Regions from separate parts of the Mus musculus genome. Here all the other regions are linked to region 1. Evidence: chromatin loops called from intact Hi-C (ENCODE). Cell type or tissue: left cerebral cortex. All regions are shown on one strand. Each heading gives the region's core, and the rest is flanking DNA. Links, peaks and the distances in the headings are about the cores only.

What was found. Hi-C counts contacts between places; a loop is a spot of excess contacts. Peaks named below come from ENCODE experiments on the same cell type or tissue, not always from the same donor. Only the 100,000 strongest peaks of a DNase experiment are listed, where the experiment ranks them.
Region 2: a loop joins it to region 1, with 5 times the contacts of the local background. A loop is called at or near these places in 2 of 42 quality-filtered maps.
Region 3: a loop joins it to region 1, with 3 times the contacts of the local background. A loop is called at or near these places in 16 of 42 quality-filtered maps.

The regions. Positions count from the first base shown.
Region 1 is chr1:189,036,786-189,044,287 of GRCm38, reverse strand. Gm36561 (a long non-coding RNA gene) reads right to left here. Exons shown (of 3, transcript XR_373831.3): 3 at 5,444-5,867. Among named protein-coding and RNA genes, the nearest start is that of Gm36561, 5.8 kb to the right of the region's middle. In left cerebral cortex, for the core only: a CTCF peak has its summit at 4,366 (motif pointing left); a DNase peak (open chromatin) is centred at 4,756; H3K27ac peaks cover 677 bases.
Region 2 is chr1:189,104,916-189,112,417 of GRCm38, reverse strand. No RefSeq gene overlaps it. Among named protein-coding and RNA genes, the nearest start is that of Gm36561, 74 kb to the right of the region's middle. In left cerebral cortex, for the core only: no CTCF peak of the experiment used is centred there; DNase peaks (open chromatin) are centred at 3,545 and 4,364.
Region 3 is chr1:189,575,603-189,583,104 of GRCm38, reverse strand. No RefSeq gene overlaps it. Among named protein-coding and RNA genes, the nearest start is that of Gm30088, 40 kb to the left of the region's middle. In left cerebral cortex, for the core only: a CTCF peak has its summit at 3,526 (motif pointing right); DNase peaks (open chromatin) are centred at 3,524 and 6,417.

The DNA.
Region 1 (7,502 bases), core at 1,291-6,290:
GGTTCCTTGTATAGAAGTCTACTTAATACTGGTAAGTATGCTCTGTGAGCCTTCTGATTAAGAAAATGGATTTGCAAGTTTTTGGTGGCTCTTTGCTGTTCAGCAGAGGTGGGAGAGCTGAGTGTTTGGCTCCCAAGTGTGGTGTCTTCAACTAACAGATGTATCTCCTCCCAGCCTCAAGACTCTGCCAGGCAGTGGTTTTGCTTTCTCTCCCTCTTCTCTAGGCCACTTCTCTGTGATTGGTGGAGGACTTCTGTTTCTATGTCAGTTTTTCTTGATACCCCGGCTTCTTCCATCATCTTTTAAGGAGACCTCACAGTGCCTTGAGGACGCTAGTCTTGTCGCGCATCAATGTACTCTATGGTAATAATGATAACTAATTTTTTTATTGGACTTTGAGCCCAGTGTCAGGCTTCAAAGAACCTCGCCAGTAAACATTACCCCCACTTAAAAATGTTTTTAAGTGAGAAATTGATTTTTTTTTCTTTCATTTTGCTCTTTGCAAAGCATTTTGCTAAGGGAGCTAAGCAACAACTCAAGTCTATCCGGGTTCAGAAGCAGTTCCTTTTGACGACTGGAATCATGACCTTCACTCTCGTGACCTTCACCTTCCACTGGAATGTGTTTCTTCATTTCCAGACCACTGCTGCGTGAACCTCATCACCGTCTAATCTGGCGTGTTCTCTGGACATTATGCTGTGACATTTCTAACAGCCCAGCTTCTCTCCTACTCTCTGTCACCCCGAATAAGCCTCCCCTTCAAGTTCAGTTTTTTTGGCTACCATTTCTTCAACCTGTCTTCTCCTCCCTCCATTGGCTGGAATCTCGCTAATAAGGTGATGCAGAGGCTTTCAGTTAAGTCCTCTCAGATTGACAAAACTAATTTGCATTGCCAGTTTCCACTCGACAGTTTTCTCCGCTGCAACCACAGGGTGACAAGTTGTGCTGAAAGGTGTATGGAGTTAGCACATTATCCAGCAGGCATGCATTTATTTTGAAGCTGCGCTACAGTAGGCACTATAAAGGGAGGCTCATATCCAATCTATCTCGAAAAGGCACTGGTTTGGTAGGAAACATGCATGTTCACATCCTTAACACTTTGGTGAAGGTAGATAAAGGGCCATTTATATCCAAGAGGTCAAAGGGTATAAAACCATGTTATTAGATGGTCACTGTGTTTATTAGGGTGACTGTTGCTGTGATGAAACACCATGACCAAAGCAACTTGGGAAGGAGAGAGCGTATTTTCTTCACAGTGTCATAGGACAGTTCATCATTAAAAGCAGAGAGGGCAGGAACTCAAGCAGAGCAAGAACCTAGAGGCAGGAGCTGATGCAGAGGCCATGGAAGGATGCTGCTTACTGGCTTGCTCAAACCCTCATGGTTTGCTCAACCCGCTTGCTTATAGAACCCAGGACAACGAGCCTAGGGATGACACCACCCACAAGGACTGGGCCCTCTCCCATCAATCACTATTAAGAAAATGCCCTGCCTGCTACATGATCGTGTGGATGCATTTTTCTCCTTTGAGGCACTCTCGTCTCAGAAGACTTTTGTGTCAGGTTGGCGTAGAACTATTCAGCCGAGTCGCCCATGACAACAGTTAAACTAGCACAAATGTGGAGGATCCAAGAAAAACCAAGGGTTCTGTCAGAGTCTCACACTGTTGAGGGAAGTATGGCTGTGTAACCAGGAAGCCGGAGTTAGAGTTGAAACACAGGGACAACTGTTGACAGGAGCCACCACTGGCCTTCTTCTAACAACGCTAAACTTCCTTCGGGAACTCATCTTTCTGTCATTCTGCCCAAAGCTGATACCAAAACGGTGACTAAGAAAACTTTAATGAGAGCTTTCTGAAAACAAACCCTCTTCTTGCAACTGAACTTGAACCACTCCAATCTTTGGGCCATCGTGCACACACAGTCTGAGAATAAAGTCTGTGTGTGACAGGTGGCTTTTTGAGTAAGTCAGGTTTCTCATGGAACTGCCTAAATCCCAAATTAAGCTGTGATTGACACCTGCCCTGTCCTAGGCCCATTTGAGCTCCCAAATTAAGCTATAACTGGCACCTACCCTGTCCTGGGCAAGTCTTAGGGTTCATGAATCATTTAATTTCTTTTCTCTGTCCTTATGCAGTTTGATTTGATTTTCTTCTGTTACTTTTAACTGAAAGAGATCTAGCTAGACAAGTATAGCCGAGAGAGAAGACAGAGCCGGGTGGATGAGCCGTAGCATCGCCTACAAATCAGACAAGACTATTTAGGCAGATTATCTAAACTAGGTTCCAGATTCGAACTCATATCCTGTGTAATTGGAGACAAGTCACTTACTGTCTCTGTACCTTAACTTCTTCTTACAGAAAATGAGATGAGTGGTTTTTTTCTACCTCACACATGTTACTAGGATTAGACAGAACAATCTCACATTGGTCAGATTGAGATAATCTGAGAGTGGCAGTGGGGGCTGGAGTAGTAAGGATTTTCACTTGAAAAAAAAAAAGGTGTATTTTTTTCCCTTTGAAAAGTGAAACAACGGTATAAAAAAAAAAAATCAGGAGGAATAGCCAGGCTGAGCGTGGCAAGGAGCTGACGAGGAGTTGAGTGAGCTCCAGCCTTGAGCTCCAGCCAATGGTGAGAGGAACAGAGAATGAAGATAACCAGAAGGAACCTTTTATGAAGACCAGTCCATAAGCCGGTCAAGGCGGCATCTGAATCATGGTCTTGTGCCAAGACCTGGAGCACAGGAAGCTGTAGTTTACCGGTGTATGAGGAACGAGTGTGTGAGGAACAAAAGGCAAAGGCGGGACTGGAGGCAGGGGAAGGACATATGAGGGAGTCCTTCTCAGCTCAGGGAGGACGATCGACTTCCTCTTACCCGGGACTGTATCCTGTTCCTCTAAAAGCACCTCTGAGGCGCTTTCCTGTCATTTATGGTGTTTTCTCCCCCAGGTTGGAGGAGAAGGAAGTGTTTTGCATGCACGTGTCCATCTCTGGGTAGTAAATGCTACAAATACGCACACCGTGATTCTAAATCTCATCTCCTGTTCTGTGATGAAAGACAGAGGGGGGGGGAAATATTTATGCCTTGCTACTATAGACAGAAACACAGACACTAGCAAGATTTAGAACAGAACCAAAACATCCAAGAGACGAATGAATGAGCATAAAATATTCAAGGCATGCTCCAACTGTATTAGAACATTAACACACACCTCTCAAGCTCTTTACGTATTCTAAGCTATGCACACAAAAAATGTCTGCTATGGTAATCGTTTGTATTCACAGAAATATGGAGGCAATCATAATCGTCTATCAGTAATAGAATAGTTGAAAAATCACCCCGGGGTGTAAAAAGTCTATTTTAATGTCATTTAAATGTCCTCTAAGAGTGAATTTACTTCATAATTTTAAAACACCTTCAGCGAATCAGGTGGAACCCAGGGTCTTTAGCAAACTCTGCACATTTCTACCACCAAGCTATGTCATCAGTCCTAGAAAGTGTTATGTGCTATTTGTATGGAGGACCGTGCCCAGAATCCTAGCATTTGGTAGGTAGAGGCAGGCAGAGTACAAGTTAGAGATCAGCCTGGGCTATATAGCAAAACTATCCCAAGAAATAATGAAAGGGGGAAGGAGCAATAATAATTTTATAAAATGTAGCATATGAAAATTTAAGCTATTTATCTATTTTATGGAAAGGCATTGATAGTATGGAGCCCTTAAATGGTTAAAACCCACAAATTGTCTAGGTCATGGGTGCTTTGGATTTTTTGTTTTGAGACAGGGTCTCTTGTAGATCAGGCTAGCCTTAAATATACAGTCAATGGTATCCTTGACTTTGTATCCCTTGTCTCTACATTCCAAGTGTTAAGGTTATGGGTATGTATAATCATACCAAGATTTAGAATTTCTTTTTTTTTTTTTAACTATGAGGCCTGGGAGTGTAGCTAAATTGGTAAGCTGCTTGCCTAGAACACAATCCAGCATTATAGAAGCCATGTGTGATAGTTTCAAAATATAGCTTATGCATGTATGAAATTCTCTAATAATAAAAACACTATACTTTGAAAAGCCAGTTTTTAAGGGCCCCTTTTCTATAGACTTGCCCTTGAACTGTTTATCAAGTGGTTATTTCTTCCAACAAAGATTGTGGACTGAATCAATGCTGATAAAGTTCTCTATCATGCCAATTCAGCACAGAAACACTAAATGATTGTGGTGATACTTTACTTAAAATATTTTTTAAATGTGGCTGGAAAGATGGTTCAGTGGCTATGAGCACTGGCTGCTCTTGCAGATGACCTGGGTTCAGTTGTCAGCACCAGCGGGGTGACTCACAACCACCTGTAACTCCAGTTTCATGGGCTCCAATGACCTCTTCTGGCCTCTGTAGACACTGCATGTGGTATTTTTTTTTTAAATCATTTCTTTACATTGTTATTCTTAACTGTTTAAAATGGCATATGTATGACATATACACTGGAAGAGTAAGGGATTCTCATAAGCCAGATGAAAGTTTGTCACTTGCTTTTTTTCTCCCTGACTTGGGTAAACTCATCATTCATGCTTTAAACCTGAAGCACCATATGAAGTAAATTCTGTTCTAAGCAGCTAGAAGATGCCAAAAAGATTTCCTTAAGTATTCTTAGAGAGTGGCGTGACAAGTGTGGCCCACGGAGCAGCTGAGTAGAGTGGGCTGTGGCGGTATGTGTCAGCTCAACATGAGCTAGAGTCAGCAGGGAGGAGGGAACCACAGTTCCGATTTTGCCTCTATCAGACTGGCCTGTGGGCAGGTCTTTGGGTATTCTCTTGATGAATGGTAGATGTGTGAGATCCCAGCACACTGTGGGTGGTGCCATCTGAGTAGGTAGGTGTTTCTGGGTTGTGTAAGAAAGGAGACTGAGCAAGGCATGAGGAACAAGCCAGTAATCGGTGTGCCTCCATTGCCTCTGCTTCAGTTCCTGCCTCCAGGTTCCTGTCCTGGCGTCACTTTGTGATGGACTTCACTGTCCACTGAAAGAAACCCTTTGTCCCCCAAGCTGCTTTTGGTCATTCTTTATATCACATCAATAGAAAGTAAAGCAGGACCTGGGCTTTAATAACAAATTTCTTGGCTTGCTAGCATTGTGTCTCATAAATAGTGTGTTCCTATACAGATGAAACGAGTAACAAGAACAAAACGTCCTTAGGATTAGGGATGAGATCTCCACCTTTTATTGTCCTAGAAATAAAAATTGGAGTCAATATTAGAAGCAAAAGCAGGGCTCCCAACATACCACTGCAATAAATAAGGTATTTATATTGTGCCTCAAATCCTCCATACAGCTGAGGACCTTAGCCAAGCACTGCGTGGGAAATGGTTAATAAACTGAGTACATTTTAGATACCATCCATCTTAGTTAGGATTTTACTGCTGTGAAAAGACACTATGACCAAGGCAACTCTTATAAGGACAACATTTAATTGGGGCTGGTTTACAGGTTCAGAGGTTCAGTCCATTATCATCAAGGCAGGAACATGGCAGCATCCAGGCAGGCATGGTGTAGGAAGAGCTGAGAGTTCTACATACATCTTCATCTGAAGGCAGCTAGCAGAATACTGACTTCCAGGCAGCTAGGATGAGGGTCTTAAAGCCCACAGTGATACACCTATTCCAACAGGGCCACAGCTTCTAACAGTGCCACTCCCTGGGGCGAGCATATATAAACCATCACAGCATCAGCCCTTTATTTAGACACAGCATCTGTGCTTGACAATATGGAGACTGTGGGAAGGGAGTACTGTAAACATGAGCCCTTTTGTTCATGTTAAATGTAGAACCATCTCCCGTGTCTTGAGAAATTTCCATCACACGAAACTATATTATTCCTAAATAAGGAAATTAAGAAGACAATAATGTTGCTAATTTAAACGAAGAAAGGAAGGACTAAGACGACCAGCCAGTACAAGCAGCATAACGTTTAGTATCTAACTCAGATATACACATATTAAATAAGTCTGCCCCATGTTGTTCAGTTCTCTTATGTTTCCTTCTGTAACCCTGAGAAGCAAAATATGTGTTCTCCAATCTCCTATGAGAATGGAATGTAGCGTATGATAGTCATGTGACCTTGGGTAGCCAATCAGATGCATAAGTTCAGACTCAGATCAGAAGCAGCAAGACCAATAACACCAGCATCAACATCTGGTTTCCATGGAAACAGTGATGTAGTTGTCACTGCAATGAAAGCTTTATCATGCTGTGTCCAGTAACACAGACGCAGTAACCACTCCCACAGATTCAGAGCACACTGCCCACCTGACTTCCTCATCTTGAACTTCCGAGTCATGGGTCAACATCTCCTCAATGCATTCCCTCTCTGTTTAAATTGTCCGGAGGGACTTTTTTCTTTTTTCCCTTTTGAAACACTGTTTACAAATGAAAAGGGATTTAGGGAAAAATTTTTAAAAAGAATGTAAACATGCAAATGGAATGTATATTCATCCTGCTCCTAGCAGCATGGTGTCCGGAGCACGAAGAGGTGAGCAGCATTGAGCTTGCGGCCCAGCTGGGCCACCCACTGCCCAGTGACCTGCTCCCTTCTGGGAGATCAGCAATGCCTTAGTGTTATTCTCAGAACACTGCTTTGAATTTTAAGTGAGTCGATACTGAGAACAGGGCCCGGTACAGATAAAAAAGCACATGCATGTTTAAACACAAAAACAAAACACCACTTACAATGTCAAGTTATGTTTAGAGGCAAAGCCAGTCACCTGTGATATCACTGCCGTGGCTTTTCCTCCGGGTGTTAGGAAAGGGTCTTGGAGGAACACTCAATGTGAAATAAGTCATCCTGTGACTGACAAGGGCTAGAACAAGCTAATTACCTTCAATACTCACATTCATGCATTCTGCACTGCAGAATCTATTAAGCTGGTGAACTTTGCTAGTGTTCGAAGAGGAATAGGAGATGTTCAAAAGGTCTGTGTATCATAAAACATCCCCCAGCCTATTAGTTAAGGTTCCAGTGTTGATTATTAATAGACCATGTACAAAAAGTGTTCATGGGGTGATCAGGTGACTTGAATGTTGTTATCAGATTAATAGAAGGGAGTTGGGGGGGGGTTGTTTTGGATTGTTTTGTTTTGAGGCAATGCCAACTGCAGGGCAGGTTCCTGATCTTCCCACCTCCACCCCCGCCCTCCAAGAGCTGGGATTACAGATGTGTGCCACCAGGATTACAGATGTGTGCCACCACGCTTAGGCTATGTGGTGCTGGATTTGGAGTCCAGGCCTGTGCACGCCAGGAAAGCACACCCCAGTTGAGCCACTGGGGTGTAGGAATGTTCTCAGTTGAGCCACATTCCTAGCCCTCAAGAAGAGTTTTCTATGGAATCCAATAGAATTTCACACTCTGGGGTAACAGCTTCTAGATGTGTCAATGATGAGAGGCAAGGTAATGACACGCCCTGGAAGAAGGGAGAAGGCTGATTCTGTGACACGTGAGGCTGAGAACAGAACCA
Region 2 (7,502 bases), core at 1,518-6,517, 68 kb before region 1:
AAACAAAAACAAAGCCCAAAACCTACTTACTGATAAGTGATTCTGTTTGGTTAGTTTCCAATCTGGAAGCCGTTGACATCAGCTACTTGACAAATGCATTGAGGAATAGATAGACGAATGGTGAGCTGGAGAGGTGACTCTGTGGCTGAAACACATTTGCTGCTGTTCCAGAGGACCTGAGTTTGGTTCCCAGAACCTGTGTAAGTTGACTCACAATCTTTCAGGCTCTGCGGGCGCTGCCCCACAGACACATAAAGAGTAAATAGATGGAGGGGTGAATAGAGGGGTACATGGGCGAGGCTGTTTCCTATCTCTGAGCTTGCTGTCAAAGTAATTAAGAGCATATGTACTCTGGCTACAGCAGCGGCCCCCAACCTGTGGGTCACGACCCCTTTGGTCAGTCTCTATCTCCAAAAATATTTACATTGCAATTCATAACAGTAGCAAATTAGTCATGAAGTAGAAACAAAAATAATTTTATGCTTGGGGTCAGCACAACATGAGGAACTGTGCCAAAGGGTTGTTGGGAAGGTTGAAAACCACTGGTCTAGAGTGTGCCTTCAGCATTGTGACTCTCGGGGTCTCACAGTGTTAGGTGGACTTTAAAGCAATAGTCACCAGTATTGTTTTTCCCTTTGAGGCATTTGATTAGCTGATAACTATTAGGCTCCTCTCGCGATAATCAACAATATACCTTGTTTTATGGTTCATGTGATTTTCTCTCTGGTGTGCTATCTCTCTTCCATAAGGCAAGAAGTAGATCTTTCAATTCTCTCTCTCTCTCTCTCTCTCTCTCTCTCTCTCTCTCTCTCTCTCTCTCTCAAACTCTACTTTAAAAAGAAGCTAAAATAATTCCTCAAGATAGTAACTAATAAGCAGCTCAGTCAAGTTTGAGTTTAGGTGACTATATTATTTTCCAAGTGCTACAGTAACACCTCCGCCCCTATTCCCCCCCCCCACACACACACATACAGATACCCACAAGCTTGGTGGCTTATATTATTATATGATATGGCATGAATAACTTTGACAAAGTTAAGAGGTCAGAAGTCCACAGCCAGTGAGTCAGCGGGACCTCGGAAGGTTCTAGGAGGTCTCTCTCAGCCTTGGCCAGGTGGTTACTGTGCGTTGGGCAGCCACCAGCCTTACTTCAGCTCCTCTTCCTGTGCCTGCTCTGTTCCTATAAGGACACCATCAGGTCAGAAATAGACTCAGGCTGGTCTAGTCCAGTAAATACTAAGTATCTAATAAGTGTCAGGCAATTGCTTCAAAGGAGAAAAACAACAGAGGTGATGTTTGGTTTCAGATACTGAGACAAGAGGCTGAGGGAAAGCAGACCTGGCATTCAGAACTTTCCAGCCCAGAAGAGATGGGTTGACCTTCTTCTAGAGACTCTTTTCTATATAACCCAGACAGTTTGGTTTCCCTCCTCCTCCTCCTCTTCCTCCTCCTCCTCTTCCTCCTCCTCCTCTTCCCCCTCTTCCTCCTCTTCCTCCTCCTCCTCTCTTTCCTCTTTTTCTTCTCCCCCTTCTTCTTCCTCTCCGTCCTCTTTTTCTTCTCCCCCCTCTTCTTTTCTCTGTGGACACACTTTCTCTCTTTCTCTTCCCCCTCCCCTCTCTCCATTCTAATGGCCACTTCCCTGGCTTCCTTCCTTGGGGCCAATGAACTTGACCACCCAAGAACAGTTTCCCAACAAACCTGTGTTTATATACACTTTAATATGGCTTGAATTGGCTCATTTTACCAGAGGAAAAATAACTTTTCAGGTGACTACTGTAAAATGTGCATAATGCAGACACCAGGGACTGTAATGCTGAGGACATGGATTTAGGCTGGTATTGTGCAAATGAACAATGAGAGACCCAGTAGCTACTTCTCCTCTTCAGTGAGTTCAGGGACAGAAAGGGTGGTCCCCTTTAATACCCTTATGTCTCCAAAGATCCTACTTCCCAGTAAGTTCACTGTCATGTCCTAGAATTAGAATGTTGATATATTTGGATGGAGGACACAGTTCACACCACAACAGTCAAAACTCCAGCAGCATCTCTTAGTGTCACCTTTGCTGTATGGAAGTCACGCCATCCTTGCTATCTTCCCTTTCCCTCCATGCTTCCTACCTTATGCTTTGTCCTTCTTGCTCAGGGTAACATACTATGTAATCCGACTTTCTTCTAGGCGTGTTATAAAGTTCTCTTTACTGATAATCCTAAGAAGACGCAGTTTTGAAACTGAGGATGTAGCTCAGTCAGTAGAGCACTTGCCTGGTGTGCAATACCTTGGGTTCTATTCCCAGCCCCAGATAAACCTTCTATGCCAGAATACTCTGCAGTCTCAGCACTCTGGAAATAAGGCAAGAGACTCTAAGGTTCCTGGAATGCACCAAACCCCATCTAGCTGAGGAGATGGCTCAGCAGTTAAGGGCGTACCAACCACTCTTGAGGAGAATCTGGTTAGCCCACATCAGGCAGCTCACAAACTCCTAAAACCCCAGCTTCAGGAATATCCAACCCCTCTGCTTCCACGGGTGATGGACACACATACATGTGCCCTCCCACATGCACATAACTTAATTTATAATAATAAAAAGAAACCTGAAAAACCTGCATCAAAGCAACAATTAAAAGATTGTTTCATTTCTCTATCCATAAAGGAATAATTAACCAACTTAGTCAAGCAGACTTGTCTTATTTGATATTTTTCTATTGATATTTTCAAGGAATGTGATTCATGGGTTAAAAGTAAATGAATAAAAGCAGAAGACAAGCCCCTCCTACAGTTCTCATGTCTTATACAAAGAGTGGCTGTTGGATTATTTCCATTCAAAAAGTCTCACGGTCTGGCTGGAGTGCTCTCCTGTCTAGCCAGGCTTGAGCTGTCCTTAAAGCAATATAAATGGTGACTGACAATTAAGACCTACCCCAGGCAGATGGCCCCTCATCATGTTAATGCAAATATACACAGCAATGGCCACCCCTTTTCATATTTGGCAGTTACCCTACATAGCATGCTATGGTAGATACAAAGCATAAATTCTTCATCTATTTTCAAAGCTTCTGTTCATTTTCATAGATCAAAGAGTAAACCGGTCCATCTATGAACTTCAGATAGATCATGCCCAAGGAGAAGCGTTCATGTGCTCACAGAGTAGCAAATATGCATAAAATGTGAAGTCTTTAGGGTGTTACTCTCATTGTATCTTAAAATTGAAACAAACTGATTTCTGACCATGTTGGAGCAACAGGTAGATTTCATGAGCTAGTGACCTGGGTCCAATATGTAACAGTTCCACAAGTTAGACAACATGAAGCCTCGTGTTGTGGTTCATTAAGAAGAAAAATAAAATACCCTAGGATGATCAGTCCTCGGGGAGAAGAAACCCCAGTAGAGCCCGGAAGTCCTGCTAACGTCAGGAACTATATCAACATTTACAGTCTGAGTGTGTAGAATTTATGGGGGTAGAGATCCACTGCCTGGGGAGGGTGATCCAAGGTCTGCAGACCAAATCTCTTTCCAGTGCTTAGCTGAACCTTGAGTAGGCTGACAGGAGAAAAATCCTACCCAGGCAGAGAGAGAACAAATGAGATAATTCCTGTTCCCAGCTAGAAGTGAGAATAATTTATGTATACAAATCCCACATGTCAGCTGTACAGTCCTCAGAGAATTGCCCTGTAAGTGAGAAGGAACGAGGGTCTGGACCCACTGAGGCAATGCTTTACTGCCTCACAACGCTGGGGTGTGTGTGTGGGGGGGGGTGCCTTAATTTGTTACAAGGAATCTGAAAAGCCTGCCGTTTTTTACTAAACTTTAGAGCAAATGACAAAGTGCTGTACTGTTGAACTTGGGAGAAGTGAAGATGTCCCCTGCCATTGGTATCCGAGACTCGGTACATGCTAGAGCAGCAGACTCAAAAGGGAAATAATGCACGTTGTCTCCTTATTTTTCTCAGTGCTCTGGCAAAATATCTGGAAAAGGCCATTGCCATTTGAAGTGTTTGTTTTGGCTTGCCATATGAGGATCCATTCCATATGGTGGGAAGACATGATGGTGGAAGTGTGGTCCAGCTGTTCATATGTGTGGCCATTGGGAAGGAGGGAGAGAGAGAGAGAGAGAGAGAGAGAGAGAGAGAGAGAGAGAGAGAGAGAGAGAGAGAGAGAGAGAGAGAGAGAGAAACACTGATACTCAGCTCTGATTCCTTTTCTCTTCAGTGTGGGAACGCATCCGGTGAAAATGTGCTGTCAGCATTTAGGGTGGTTCTCCCAGCTTCTTTTAAACTGGTTTGTAAGCTCCCTCACAGACAGGCTCAGAGGCTCCTCTCCTAAGTATTCTATACTCTGTCAGGTTGGTAGTATTATCCTTTGGTGTGCATGGTGTTAGCTTATAGACAATTCCGCTAAGCTCCGCCCAACAGCTTCCTAGCAACAGCTTGCGTGGTCACCAGCCAGGCGCTGGAGCCAGGGGTATAAAGAGACACTGCTCGCTACCCCAGCTCTCTCTCCATCTTCTCTCTCTCTCTTTCTCTCTGTATTCCCACGTGTTCCTGTCTGGCCTCTCTTCCTCTCCTCTCTTCCTGTCCTTCTCTCCCTCCCCCCCCCCTTTTCTCTACCTCCACCCCTTCCCAAGCCCCTTCCCCCTCCCCCATAATACATCATGTTTATACCAGGCCTATTGCATGGCATGATTCCTCAGGGGGACACCTTGGCATGGGCCCGCCAAGGTACTCCCTCCCACCGCATTATACCGCGTTATAAAATATGGTAATTAGAAAAGAAAGTGTAAAACCCTCCCTCTTCAGAAGAAATAATTATACCTTTAAAAACTACAGAAAAGACACTAGGAATAATTAACAAATAGCAAACTTACAGAACATAGACTCAATATATAAAATCTACATTCCTCGATATAAGCAATAAGTAGAAAATAGAACTAAAATGCCATTTAAGATCTAATTTTTATTAAATGTATGTGAATGTTCTGCTTGTTTTATGCATTCACATCCTGTGCATACAGTGCCCTTTGAAGGCTACAAGAGAATGATGGGTCCCTTGGGACTGGGGTCACAGAGGACTATGAACCACCATGTGTGTGCCTGGCCCAATGCAAGAACATCATGTGCTCTTAACTTGGCAGAGTCCCTTTCTCTGATGAGCCATCTCAACCAGCTCCCGTCTTGTGCTTTTTTTGTTTTGGGTTTGTTGTTCGTTCTTGTTTGGTTTGATTTGGTTTTGATGCAGGATCTCTTGTAGGACCTGGGACTCCTGGCTGTGCTAGGCTCTGTCAAGCCCAGCCCGGGATCTTCCTGTCTTCCTTCTAAGCACTGGGATTATAAACTGGTCAATTTTTGCATGGGTGCTGGGGATGAAGTCACACCGTCATGTCTACATAGCGAGTACTTGACTAACTGAGCCATATTCTTGATTCTGTAGAAAGGATTCTTATGTTAAGTCTGAACAGATTGGTGGCTGGGAGTCCACCTGGTTAACAACAGTGAGCACTCTGAAACACTGTGTCCTGCGGCATCTTTGAAAACAGCATCTTTGAAGTCCTTCATCCCACTACAGTTGAGTGGGAGTCACTGTCTCACCTGCAGAGAACAGAGCACCTGAATTTCTCACTGCCTGTGGCATTGGTTGTGAAATGACAGTTGCAGGAACTAACAGTCCTATTTGAAATTTCTACTCATGGCATTTGCCTCTGCCCGGTCTCTGTAATGCTGTGGGCATATTGCACCATGCTGTGTTCTAGTCCCTCTGCAGGCCTGGGAACCTAAGAAGACAAAGGTAAGGGTGGAATGAAGATGCCAGCAAAACAGCTACAAACGTTGAGATGAAAGCACACCAAGGCATTGCAAAGGCAACAGAGCCCTCGGAAGGTGCCAAGGCACTTGCTCTGACTCAGTCATGAATAAGAACATTTGGTCTTTCTTGGTTACCATATTTAATGCCATGGATTTCCCTGACTCAGAAACCCTTTGAAGTATATGAACAAAGCAAACATGAAACGAGTCAACACTCCAGTTGTTCAGGATGTGTTGTCAGACTTTGAAAAGAACCAAGAAGTCACAACTCAATGCTCCTCATTTTTTCAGGTATGAAAACAGACTTCTTGAAGGAAAGAGCCAGGACCACAGCAATAGCAGCGTCTTCTTTCTGATGCTTGGGCACAGTTACCAGGGTGGGCACTTGGTACCTGAAAAATTCCGTTGTAATAATGACGTCATCTCTGTATTAAATTTAGATAATACAAACATTGCTCTAAGGGTTTAAGAAGACACCGGTATTTTTGTTTAATTTTTTATTTAACCTATAGCAATACAGGTAAAATTCTTAATGAGTTAACTTTGGAATAACTTATTTCCCTCTTAGCTTCTCAATGCAATTAATTATCTACTTGCAAATGTAGGCTGTTCACTGTTTCTGGAGATGGTTGAAAAGAAACCATCTAGGCTAGGTTCTGCCTCTAGCTTTGTTAAGTCTCCCATCCCCCCATCAATAGCCTTGAGTTGTTGTGAGGAGCCATCTAGGATAGGCTAAAGGCTAGCAGATGGTTTTCCTGAAATGTTCCACCAGTTTGCATGGATTAGGATGGAAGAGCTCTAGGAAGCAAGGCTGGAGAGACTTCATCTCAGGGTTGATTCTTGCAGCTGAATGCTTTTCCTGTCATTATTAAATTAATATAATAATCCCTGGGCATTAGCCCACCCTACTGGGAAGATTTTCTTCAGATCAACAAAGATGTACTCTTCTGTTCATCTATGTAGACAAATAGATGACTTCTTAATTCCTAATAACGTTTCTAAAGAATTCCTAGATTTTATACAAGTAATTTTAGGCTCTCTGTAACTTGAAAAACCAGAGTTAGGATTCTGTCAGCCTTTGTGTGTCACAGGCTATTTACACTAAGACAGAAGGCAGGCACGAAACAGATTTATGATTACGGAATACATTCCTTTAGGCTGTAAAACCTTTATCTGATAGCTAAAGGCCGTAAAAGGGAATGAACAGTTTATTCTGTGTGCAAGGGCAGAAGATAAAATATTGACTGGGTTTATCTATACAAAACTTCTCATTATCAATGCTAATGAGACAGTAGGCAGATGGTGTGCTTCTTGACATACCTTGTTAACTTAGACATCAGAAGTATAGCTTTTAACTTTTAATGAACCTGTGGAGCTAGTGACAGATAATGAATACATAGATAACTAGTCTTAATGGAAACATCTTTGTTGTTACTTTTAATTCAATTTTATGATTTGAATTTATGTTTGAACTTGTGAACTTTTGAAAGAAGGATGCTTGGAACACCATGTGATCATGTATCCTGAAAAAGTACTGAGAACAAAGACAACAGTCAGACAGAGTTTTGGTGTTTTTTTTTTTTTCCTTAGAATCAAGTTTTTCTTAAGATCAATACAAAGTTAGTTCCACCTTTTCTTTCTCTTAGAACTAAAGATTAGAGTCTGTTCTTTAAGTTCTTGTTTCTTTCTGTGATTTTCTCTAGATGGT
Region 3 (7,502 bases), core at 1,518-6,517, 540 kb before region 1:
AAACCCACAGGACCCGAGCTCTTAGGACTCAGAAACAAAGGGGAGATGCTATGAAGGCACAGGGATGTGGGGGGTGGGGGTTGTGGGTTGTGGGGGTGGGGGGTGGGGGGCAAGGAGAGTCTGAGGCATCGGAGCCTGGTTAGGGACCTCAAATGAATTCCTGAGGAGGAACCAGCCCTGCCAACACCTTGTGTTTTCCTTCTAGCCTCCACACCCAAGACACAAAACACTGCTGTTGTTTAGTGCAGTGGTCTGCAGGACTTCACAGCAGCCCAAGAGCTCAGCTACTCTAGAGGGGGAGGGTGGGTGGTGGTGGTCACAGAGTCTATGGGGCATAGAATTGGATATCGCTGATGATCACGGCATCTTCATCTATATTACATACACATAATTTCTGCTAGCCTCAGAAATTCTATAAAGCCTTCAACTTTATAGAAAAATATGTATATTCTTCTCCTTAACATTACCTACTACACATACCTTTATGTTTTTATACTGCTATTGTGTGTTTGCTACTAAATTGCTGTGTTGCTCATTATCATAGAATATGGCTTTTAATTAAAAAAATTTATGGTGTTAATAACAAGGTGTAAAGTACAGAACTAAGCTATTCCAAAAGCTCTTTTCCCAGAGTGTTTTATTGTTGTGGTAAAACACGGACCATGTGGGGTAAAAATGGGGTCCCATGTACGCTAGGGCCGCTGGGCGAGGCGAGACTCCCGGAAGTTTGGATTGTGCACACCCCTATGGAACCACTGGACAGGCGTTGGGCTGTGAGAAGACGCAGGACCCCCGCTCCGGGGGTGGCGAAGGAGCGGTCTGGGGTCCCCTCGGAACTGCCGGAATCGGGATCAGATTCTCAGGCACCACAGACACCGCTGAGCACTGAGGAAGTGCCGTGCCGGTTCTGGGGGTCCCTGGGCCGCAAGGAGGCCAAGGACGTCAGGTTTTCAGTCTTGGACATTTCAGGTGCCCCTGGATGTCTCAGAAGAGGCGAGAAACAGAGTGGGGATGGCGGGCGGACTCTGGCCCCGGGGACTGAGGGGAAAAGGGCAGGGGGAGAGAGCTCCAGCTGGTTACTGCAGGGATGAGAGCCTTTGGCTTGGTCTGCAACGTCTTGGGTTGGCGGAAGCCGTGGCTATTGTGCAAGGAGTCCTCCTGGTGGGAGGTTAGACGCGTGGCTTGTTCGGGGAAGACCTGCTCCATTGCTCCAACACAGCGGTCCCAATGAGAAGAGACAATCCATGGTTTTTAAGGCGTTTATTGTAGAAAGGCAGAGAGAGGGAGAAGAGTAGAGAAGCAGAGGGCGGCCATGGCCACACAGGGAGGGGAGGGGGGAGAGAAGGTGGAGAGAGGGGGAGCAAGGGAGCAAGAGTAAGAGCAAGAGAATAAGAGGTAAGAGAGAGAGGAGGGGGCAAACAGCTCCTTTTATAGTGGGCTGGGCCCACCTAACTGTTGCTAGGTAACCGTGGGGCGGCTCATACCTGGCTGTTGCCAGGTAACTGTGGGGGTGGAATCCAGACAGAATACCAGGAGCTTGGAGCATTGCCTACATGAACATGACTGATGGCCACACACCTCTCTGGGGGGTGGGGTGGAGGTGATGGTGGTGGGAGGCTGTAGCTGCGACAGGAGTCAGGGGTCCAGGAGGGGTCCAGGAGGCATGGCTGAACACCTTCGGTCCCTTAGGGTCACCAGGATTCCAGGCCTGTGCTCGACTAGCTCACCGCCCCACAGGACCAGAAGAAAGTTGTGGGAGGAGAGAGTTTTATTGTCTATAGGTCACAGTCCATCCCTGAGGGAAGTCAAGGCAGGAACTTGAGGCAGGAACTGAAGCTGATCATGGAGAACTAAGCTTTCTGGCTTGTTCCCTGGCTTGGTCAGACCACCTGCCTAGTGATGGCACTGTCCACAGGGGCTGGCCTTCCTGTGTTTATCAGCCATCAAGAAAATGGTATAGAAACCATTCTGATGGAATCAGTTTGTCATCTGAGAGTCCTTCTTCCCAGACGTTAGTAGGTTTGTGTCAAGCTGACAAGAGCTGTGACAGTCGTCAGAGTCTCGGGTACATTTGAAGATAGAGGGGCTATCTGTGAGGGCTATACAAGTACATTTGGGGCTAAGAGGAAAAATGCCTCAGACTGTGTGGCCATGAACATGAACATCCCTAATGCAGGCTCTTACATCAGAGGACGTTGCCAGAATATCGCTAAACGTATTTTGTGGATAACCTGTGCCAATCTATTCTCTTGATGGGGCTATCCATAACTTCCAACCACACAGTAATGCCACATTAGTATGGAACAATATCAGTCCTGTCCCTTAGTACAGGGGTTAACGCAGTCATCTTTGGTTCTTTTGGTAATAGAATGGAAAAAAAAATCACAAGTTAAAATTTCTTTTGTTTTTACAACATCTGGTTCTCAGTCTCTTAAGAAGAGAATTCTTGGCTCTTCAACCCCTGCTCAGATCTATGATCTTGTGAGGGGCATCCTGCTGCATGCACACACTTTTGTCCTCATCGTTAAATTATATATGGCGCTCGGTGTTTTTAACAGAGTCATAAATAAAACTCCAAAGAGCCAGCGAAGTTGTGTGGATGCCACACACAGATGAAAAGTGGATGAGCCTCTAGGAAAGAACACACCTCTCTTAGTCTCCATCTATATTTAAAATGGAGAGGGCAGAGTAGCAGGAGACAGCCCGATGCAAGGCTGAATGGGAGAGACCCTTAGCAAGTGCCCAGTCATTTGCTATGTAAGCTTGTTTAACGAGGCACGAAGCCTGATTTAATAAACTTCCAGGGCTGTATGAGCAACGAGGATCCCAGTGTGCACTCCTGTGCCACGTGTGCCTTTCTAACTACGCTCACACAGAGCTCCCAGGCATGGAAAGATGTCCTGTAAAATCAATTTTGTGATTCAATACTTCTCATAAGTGTCCATAACTGTGGTGGCTCAAATGTCCATCTCTACGCTGCACATGTCACCTCAGGTAGCCACATGTTACCTCAGGTAGCTCTCTGGGGCTTGGTAAGGTGATAACCACTTTAAGATATGGAAGACAAATGCCAGAAATATTTTATTTAAAACCACCTCACCAGTGAAAAGGAGGACGTTTGAACTGGCCTGCTGTCTTAATTCTCTGAGCTGTCATTCCAGAACTTTCCGATGCTTTTTCACACAGCAACACAAGTGCGAAGAAGTCATATTTGTGTACAGGCAGGAAAACTGGCATGGTTACCCCGGAGTCATGTGATCATTGCGGCACACTGGGCATGTGGAAAGAAATTGTCTTATTTTCTGGTAAATTTGAATTTAAGCAACTTTCTCCCCACTACTAAATAAGTCCAGAGACTGATCTGACAATTCAGCCATTTTTATTGGCACCAACAGGCAGGCGCAGGGAAATGAGGCTGAAGGGAATGCTCTTGAGATGGCTTCTGTTTTTCAAAGGGCTTCTTGCACAGACTGACTTGGGACAAGTTGGTGGGATTGACACAGAAATGTTGGTCATGGATTGACCAACAGGTGGCACCAGGTCCTAAAGCAAGCCTGCCTTCCTAAAGTGCTTAGCTACTCAATCAGGCAGGTCACAGTAGGAGCTGGAACCCTGCTCAGAGAGACACTCAGAAACAAGGTGGGCTTGAAGAAGGCATTTCAACTGCAGGACCAGCCCCACAGAGCTGGCTAAGGGGTCCGGTCCCTCTACTCTAGCTCCCTGTGTGAAGTCTCCCAGTCACTGCCTGCCTTGCTCAATTGTTCTTGTGGAGGTTGATTGTCACGTGTAATCAAGTGGCTGGGACTCGACTGTTCAAGATGGCTTATTGCCACCCTAAAAGGGAAACAGGGAAACCAAGATCAGATCATGTCTTCTTGAGCCTGTCTGTCTGTTTCCTCTGAGGCTGATATTTCTGAGCGGTAGATCTGTTGTTTACTGTTAGTAGAAGGTTATTCTCGCTAGTAAATCCCACACAGCAGGTTCTTTCGTGAGCTGTCACTGAGGGAGATAAAATGCTATGGTAGAAGGGGAGCAAGATGGTCTTTAATTCTGTTACAAAGACTCTGAGCCTCTTTGTCAGAAAAATTGTCATAAGTCCCCCAAAGTGGTGAACCAACACATACATACTATGGATATAATTAAATATATTATTAAACTTTAAAATCTTTTACCCAAAATTGATAGTTTATCTAAAAGAGTGTGAGTGTGTGTGGTGTTTTACCTGCGTGTGCGTCTATGAAACACACACACGCAGTGTCAGAGGAGACCAGAATATGTCCAATCTCCTGGAACTGGAGTTAGAGACAGTTGTGAGGGATGTGGGCGCTGGGAACAGAACCTGAGTCCTCTGCAAGAGCAGCCAGTGCTCTTACCCACTGAGTCCCGATAGTTACCGATAGTTACCGTTCAGGAAGGGAGAAAGGACTCACACCTTGACGTGATTGGTTCCAGACTGTAGTTATAACACTCATGTTAGTTGATGACAGATACGTTGCTTGGGTTAAGGAAGTTTCTCTTTCCTCTTTGTCGAATCTAACCTTTTCTGTGTAAGTGATACTGGATGTGACTGGTTAACAGAGTACTTTCTGGAGATTCATTGGTGACTTCTCAATAAACAACCTAACAGACAAGAAGCAGTGAACTCCAGAGGGGTCCCACCCTTCTCAGGGACAAAGGATTCTAAACGCATTTTACCTCGGCACAGCAGGTCAGCCACTGTCTGCAGAGTCTGGTGAACCTGTGCTACTGAGGCTCTTTCAGTTCCATAGAAAAGAGACATCACATCAACCAGGGAGGGAAAAGCTTGATAGAAGGACGTGAAGAATGAGTAGACAACGGGGAATGTCTCAGCTGGCTTCCTGGAGCCTAGACGTTTGCTCATGGTCAGCAGGGTTCACTCTGTCTGTTTCTCTCATGCTCCCTCAGGGCTAGGGAGCCTTTATTCCCTTTCTGTATCATAATGTCCTGCCTTTGGGAAGTGCTCTTATCAGACAACTGCCCCATGTTCCTCTTCTTCTGTCCTCCTTTTAAAAACATCAAGGTTTCCTGGTGGGCTGGTCTCTATCTTTCTGTTAGCTTCTGAATTGCCTTTGCTGTTTAAAATCCTTTTACTCTGTGCCCTTTCTTCCAACAGCCATCCATCATCTGTTGATTCTTGGTGTCCAATAGAGGATTCAGTTGCTTTGTCCACTGCTGTAGACTGTGGCTGCTGGGTCGCTCTTTGGTTGGCTTAGGTCAGGTCCTTCCCTAGTTTTTTGGTACCTGTCCAAGACAGTAGAGCTTTGTGGTTTGTTGCATGAAGACATACATGGGGGAAACATACAAGAGTGGATTCTGGCCTCCATTTTCAGGCTTCCCGGGATGGATGGCCAATGGCAGCTGTGTTTCATGGTGGCCTCAACAGGCTGTCTGCTGAGGTTAAGTGTGGAACAAGAGCTAAAATGATCAGTGTTTTGACTAAGGCTCCCTCCACAGACTACGGGAACTGTGCCTATGTAGATAGTTTTCTATTCTGCTATAGTAAATTATGCTAAACTCAATGATGCAAGTCTGGCATGTCACAGTCTTATGGGTCCAAAGTCTCACAGGAGACTTTTGTCTCTTATGGGCTTGTGACCGAGATGTCCTTAGGGCTATGTTCCTTTCTCAAGGCTGGAAAGCAATCTGGTTTGCAGGATCATTTGGAGTGTTGGAAAACTCAGTTTTTGCTGTTTTGAGGCAGAAAGGTTGTTTTCTTGTTGCCTGTCAGTTGAGGGCTATTCTAAGCTTCCGGGGCATCTTGTATTCCTTGGCTGGTGGCGCCTTCTTCCACCTTCAAAGCCAGTAATAAAACCAAGTAGGTGAATCTCAGGTTCCAAAGGTCTCCTGGCTCCCCTTCTGTCTCCCCGTCTCCCTGGTGGATTCTTCTGCCTTTAAAATATTTATTTTTAATTATATATGTGTTTCCACATGTATTTGCACATGAATGCAGGTCTGCAGAAGCCAGAAGAGGCCTCTGGATCCCCTGGAACTGGAGTTACAGGTGGCTGTGAGCTGTCTGACATGGGTAATGGGAGTAGAGCTCGGTTCTCTGAAGAACAGTGTGAGCTCCTAACCACTGAGCCACCCTCTAGCCCTCTTGTTCCTGTCTTGTAAGACTTACAGTATAAGAACCTCCCTTTCTCAAACACACCCACAAAGTTGCTATAGCTGAGAAGATGACACCATCTCGTGTTCCGGGAATTAGAGTGTGCATCTGGATGGAGCAGTCAGCCCAGGCTGCCATTGTTAGACTGGTGTTAGTCTTGACCGTGGCAGATATAGTTTCCTCAGAATTTATGTCTTTCTCTGCCTATGTTCAGCCGTCCTCATGTCTACTCACTGGGTGGCTTTCTGCTGCAATGCGTAAGGACTCTGTTTCTGTCGTTTTCTCAGTGAGGCTGTGTTTTCCTGAGGAAATCCATGCATTTTTTATGTACAGCTGAATACATACACGCTGTTCTTGAAATATTTAAAATATTCAATGAGTCTCTGACTCTAGGGGGAAGAAAGCCTCTTGGGGCTGCAGTTAGATAGCTGTTTCCTCTAGATTGAAACATTCCCCAGTGGAGGAAGGGGGCGGCTCGTGAAACACAAGGAAGTTACTAGACTGCAAGCTGACCTGACCCGACCCTAGGAGGGGATGCAAAGCATTGAATAGCTGCTGGCAAGGAGGAGATTCTCCAGCCTCTGGGGTTTCAGGGAGGTCATTGGACGCAGCTCTCAGGAGCCTGTCCCTCTTCTGTGATGGTCTTGTTTTGTGATGCAGTTGCAGTGTTGCCCATGTTTTTGTGGAAGAGCCACGAGGAACCAATCGTCCATTCTCCCATAGGAAACCCCGGTAAACACATTGCTACAAGTTAGGCTTGGATGGGATTATTTCCTTGGTCTGTCAATGGCGCCATGTCTGCGGTGAGTAGATCTTTGTCCATATCTGTCAAGGAAAAGTCATGTCCAGGGACTGGGCAGGTCCTCGGACAAAAAGATTCTGTCCCAGGGATTATAAGCATGTCATCAGCTGAGCTCCCTCCCCAAGGAGACTCTGAAGGATTCTTTCCACATGCTCTCTTGGTTTCCTGCCTTACCCCGGAAGCCAACACAGATTAGGATTGAAATCAACCCAGCAGTGTATTTCAGACATAATGGTGGTTCAGGAAAGGCTGAACTTCGGGGACCTTCCTGGACAAGGATGTCATGTCAGGAACACTCCTGTAAAGACGGGGTAATAAGACTGTAAGAAGGTCAGTATTGCCCAGGCTCTGTCACTCCTCCTCATTTCCAAAGGCCAAAGAGGATGTCCCAGAAGACACGACTGAAAAGAAGAGAGTGTGCAGGTTTTCACAGAACCAAATGGAGATGGACCATTAGCAAAGCTCGGGACTCTGTGCTCTGACTCACTCCTCCCTCGCAGATGGAGAGCTGAAGGGGCAGGCCTGCTAGGACTCTGCTTGCCTCTGTGGAGCAGGGGACTGCCTTCCCTTATA